Regions from separate parts of the Homo sapiens genome. Here region 2 is linked to region 1. A link is an interaction called in ENCODE POLR2A ChIA-PET data of the cell type or tissue named here. Cell type or tissue: Panc1. All regions are shown on one strand.

Region 1 (2,500 bases):
ATTTAAAAATACATTCCAGATAGATTAAAAATCCAAGCCTTAAAAAAAGTATAAAGTTTTGAGAAGAATATATACAAGATTATTTTTATAATTTTGGGGTAGGGAATGTTCTTCTGAGGCTGTCAGAAGCCGTAAAAGTACAGTTGGCAGGTTTGCCTATTTAAAAATGAAAAGCTGTAAGACAAAAGATGTTGTAAACAAGGTTAAAACAGAGATGACAAATTGGGATGATATTTGTAGCTCATGTAAGTGATGAAGATTAGGAACTATAATATATATTTGTATGTTTAATGAAGTACTATGTATGTGTCACACCTTTTTTTTTGAGATGGAGTTTTGCCCTTGTTGCCCAGGCTGGAGTGCAGTGGCTTGATCTCGGCTCACTGCAACCTCCACCTCCCGGGTTCAAGAGATCCTCCTGCCACAGCCTCCCAAGTAGCTGGGACTACAGGTGCCTACCACCACACCTGGCTGATTTTTGTGTTTTTAATAGAGACGGGGTTTCACCATGTTGGCCAGGCTGGTCTCGAACTCCTGACCTCAAGTGATCCACCTGCCTCGGCCTCCCAAAGTGCTGGGATTACAGGCATGACCCACCGCACCTGGCCTTATGAGACCCTTTTGATTGCCTGCGCTGGTGCTGTAGATGGTAAGCTCCTGGAAGGCAGGCATTGTTTCTGTCTTGTCTCTGCACTCCCAGCTTTTTGCAAATTGCTTGTTACTTGGTGCCCAGTATCTGTTGCATGAACAGATGGATTCATGATTGAATGTGGAGGATGGATGAGAGTGAGGCTAGAGGGCTGGGCACCAGTCAGGAGGCAGCAGCCTTAGTTATTAGTGAGCAGAGAAGATAGAACACAGATTTGACAGATCTGGAGAAGATCAAATGAACAGACTGATTGGCGAAAGTCGGGGGCCAGGGGTGGGCAGTGTGTAAGAGATCTCTCAGCTTTATGATTTGGTAGGCCTGGCTGCTGCTGCCATTCCCTGAGCCAAGGAGCACAGGAGGAAATGAAGGTTTCGGGGAAAGCCCTTGGGGAAGGCCTGCTTGGTTTTGGACTAGATGTGCTGAGTTTCCAGGCTTCCGGGATGTCCAGGGGGACAAAGCCAGCATGAAGCTCTCGGACCCACTGGAGGGAAGTCGGTCTGCTGCAGGGAGTAGGTTTCCTGAATCAGTGTTGGCTCCATGCTTGGCTAAACATGCATGTAGCTGCAGTGAACATCGCAGCAAGACTGAGGGACAGCTTGTGCTGTAGAAGGTCATTGGGAGGAGGCTGGCTGGGAACAATGGAAGGGAAATCTATTGGTGGGGGAGTGTGAGTGTGTGTGTGTGTTTATGATTGTTTATATGATTGCTTGTGTCCGTTCCCTACTTTCTGGTAACTTGAGGTGTCAGAACTGCAATGTCTAAGCCTTTAGATTCTTCCGAAGCTGTGGCCTGGTCTTGGGACCTTTGTTGACCAGGGTTCTACCTCCCCCACCCTCCAGCTCAGCTCCTCGTGACTTGGAGGCAGCAGAGAGTTTGGCTGGTCTCCCAGGACAGCCGCCTCCCAGGGCCAGGAGTGGCGGGAGGGACCTCAGATGAGAGAAGAGCCAAGCCGGTGGTTTCTGGAGGTTCAGCACATCCTGGAGCAGGAGGGGGCGGTGGTGGGGGTTGCGGTGGAGAGTTGCTGTCCCACCGTGACTCAGCACTCTGCTAGGCTGGGCTTGGGCTCAAAAAGTGCTTTGTCATGGAGGAGAAGAGCAGTCATAAGACCTGGAGGGCTGTGGCTTCACTGTGGAGGGAGGGAGGGAGGGAGGGAGGGAGGGAGGGAGAGTGTCCCCCTCCCCCCATTTCCTAATGGGACAAAGTCCAGAGGCCGGACTGGGAACAAAGGGGTCTGAGATCACTCAGGGGGGCCTCTGATGGTGTTTTTGCTGGCAAGCCTAGGTGTCACTTTTCCTACCTATCCCTCGCTCAGTGCCTTCCCGCCGCATGGGGAATTCTCAATAGATGTTGGGTCCCTTTCTCTTCTAGGGATTGTTATTGTGTAGTCACAATTTAGGATCCACAGCTAGGAAATCATAGACCCCCCACAAATTTTAAGGCTTTGGAAAGGACGTTAGAGCTTCCAAATCATCATGTTTTACAGATAAGGTGAGACCCAAAAAAGGTTAGGCTTGCCCAAAGCCGTAGAGTCACTGGCTGAAACACAAGCTGAAAACTAGGACAGGGCACATGATGGAACCCCGCATGGCCATTAAATACAGTAAGTGTGTTTAATAAGTGTGTTGCTGGAATGTGTGTGTGCAGGAATGCTATGTGAAAAGGCCAGACCCCAAACCGTTCCACAGGCTGATTGCAACAAAGAAAAACCTCAGGGCTGGAGACATAGATGAGGATTGGGAGAGAATGGGTTACGTGGTATTTTAACTGAAGAGCTGATGTTTTAAATGTCTGGGATTTCCCCTGAAGTGAAGTGAAGTAAAGCAGGAAATTCGAGTTTTGAAATTCAGACCA
Region 2 (2,500 bases), 890 kb after region 1:
AACAAATAGAGGCCCTGTCTCAAAAAAAAAAGAGGGTTTCACTCTTGGTCACTGTAACCTCAAACTCCTGCACACAAGCAATCCTCTGGGCTGAGCTGGGACTACAGGCATGGGCCACCGTGCCCAGCTAATCTATTTTGCTTTTTGAATAGACAGAGGTCTTGCTGTGTTGCCCAGGCTGGTCTCAAACTCCTGGGCTCAAGTGATTCTCCAGCCTTGGCCTCCCAAAGCAATCCCTAGGTAACAGACTCAGTCTGGCTTCCTGGCTCTGGCTTCTTCCCTTCTAGTTCATTCTCCACACTGTAGTCAGAGTGATCTTTACGAATAAAAACTCTGGTCGGTCGGGCACAGTGGCTCATGCCTGTAATTCCAGCACGTTGGGAGGCCTAGGCGTGTGGATCACTTGAGGTTGGGAGTTCGAGACCAGCCTGACCAACATGGAGAAACCCCATCTCTACTAAAAATACAAAATCAGCCAGGCGTGGTGGCATATGCCTGTAATTCGAGCTACTCAGGAGGCTGAGGCAGGAGAGTCGCTTGAGAAAGGCGGAGGATGCGGTGAGCTGAGATCGTGCCACTGCACTCCAGCCTGGCCAACAAGAGCAAAACCTCTCTCAAAAAAAAAAAAAAAAAAAAAAAGTCTGGTCAGGTCCCACTTCAGCTCACAATCAGTTCAGTGCCTCTCCATTGTCTTTAAGCTATAGCCCAAATTGATCAATACAGCCATTAAGAAGTGCTGCTAGGCCAGGCGCGGTGGCTTACCTGTAATCCCAGCACTTTGGGAGGCCAAGGCAGGCGGATTACCTGAGGTCAGGAGTTCAAGACCAGCCTGGGCAACATGGTGAAATCCCGTCTCTACTAAAAATACAAAAATTAGCTGGACATGTTGGAGTGTGCCTGTAATCCCAGCTACTCGGGAGGCTGAGGCATAAGAATTGCTTGAACCTGGGAGGTGGAGGCAACGATGAGCTCATCGCAACGATGAGCTGAGATCACGCCATTGCACTCCAGCCTGGGCGACAGAGTGAGACTCTGTCTCAAAAAAAAAAAAAAAAAAAAAAAAGCCCTGCTTCTAACAGGGCCAATGGCTCACACCTGTAATCCCAGCACTTTGGGAGGCGAAGGTGAGAGGGTCCCTTGAGGCCAGAGGTTTGAGACCAGCCTGGGCAACATAGTAAGATGAAACCCCCATCTCTACAGGAAAAAAGCCCTTCCTCCCTATCGCCACCCCTCCCCCAAGCCTAAACTACCCCTTCTCACCCACAGTCAACTCCCTGGGGTTTGATTTTATCTAGGTAAATCATCCTGCTATCTCTATTGTCTAGCAGAATACAATTCACAAATAGGACTCAATATACATTTATTAGTTACCTCTATAAGTTTTTTTCAGTTTGCCTCTTTATGTTGGGAATGCTGTAAATTTTTAAATGATCTTTTCTCAGCCAATTCATTGACTGTCCTACCTTACCAAATGATTTTGCTCTTAGAGAGGTCTGGAGAGTGTTTGTTCAAGGAGCAACCCTGCCCCCACCTGGCAGCAAGAGGCACTGCCTCAATTAATAGAGGAGAAGGATATGCAAATGACCAGTGCTTGTCAGGGAACTGGCAGAGACGTGACAGTGGAGAAAAGGCTCAAATTCTTTTTGAGATGGGGTCTCATTCTGTCACCCAGGCTGGAGTGCAGTGGCGTGATCTCAGTTCACTGCAACCTCTGCCTCCCAGGTTCAAGCGATTCTCTTGCCTCAGCCTCCTGAGTAGCTGGGATTACAGGCGCTGCAACCACTCCCAGCTGATTTTTATGTTTTTAGTAGAGACGGGGTTTCACCATGTTGGCCAGGCTAGTCTCGAACCCCTGACCTTAAGTGATCAGCCTGGCTTAGCCTCCTAAAGTGCTGGGATTACAGGCGTGAGCCACCACTCTGGGCCTCAATTTCTTTTCTTTTTGAACCAGGATCTCACTCTGTCACCTAGGCTGGAATGCAGTGTGTGATCACGGCTCACTGCAGTGTTGAACTCCTGGGCTCAGAGGATCCTCCCACCTCAGCCTCCTGAGTAACTGGGACTGTAGGCATGTGCCATCACACCCAGCTAATTCTTTAATTTTTTGGAGTGTGACAGTGCCTCACTATGGTGCCTAGGCGGGTCTCCAACTCCTGGGCTCAAGCGACCAAATTGCTGGGAAACAGGCATGAGCCACTATACCTGGCCCAACATAAATAGAATTTCCTGGGTTGTGGAGGAGTGTGACATTGAGGTGGTCTTCCAGGGAAGAGGTGCTTTTACAACTGCAGTGGGTAACATGGGTATCTGGGCTACCTGCTCATGCAATGTACTAATGTTTTCTGGTTCTGCTTTCAGCTTCATCATGAATATACCATTTCCATCTTTATATCTGACTAAAGGGTCTGTCTGACTTTATGACTTGATAGGTCTGACAAGACCCAATTCATAATGGGGCAGTTCTGGATGCTTCATAGTCAAGCTTTCCAGTAACAGCCCT

The links. Peaks named below come from ENCODE experiments on the same cell type or tissue, not always from the same donor. Only the 100,000 strongest peaks of a DNase experiment are listed, where the experiment ranks them.
Region 2: POLR2A ChIA-PET joins it to region 1 with 11 read pairs; 3 of 35 experiments call an interaction of 5 or more read pairs at or near these places.

Annotation. Positions count from the first base shown.
Region 1 is chr11:61,970,362-61,972,861 of GRCh38, forward strand. No RefSeq gene overlaps it. Among named protein-coding and RNA genes, the nearest start is that of FTH1, 4.0 kb to the left of the region's middle. RefSeq lists cis regulatory regions at 1,245-2,004, 1,250-1,761, 1,681-1,691 and enhancers at 1,516-1,810, 1,614-1,758, 2,422-2,500. In Panc1, no CTCF peak of the experiment used is centred here; a DNase peak (open chromatin) is centred at 1,480; H3K4me3 peaks cover 317 bases; H3K27ac peaks cover 2,366 bases.
Region 2 is chr11:62,861,295-62,863,794 of GRCh38, forward strand. It overlaps a transcript of SLC3A2 not described here. Among named protein-coding and RNA genes, the nearest start is that of SNHG1, 6.7 kb to the left of the region's middle. RefSeq lists an enhancer at 1-644. In Panc1, a CTCF peak has its summit at 1,531 (motif pointing left); a DNase peak (open chromatin) is centred at 1,519.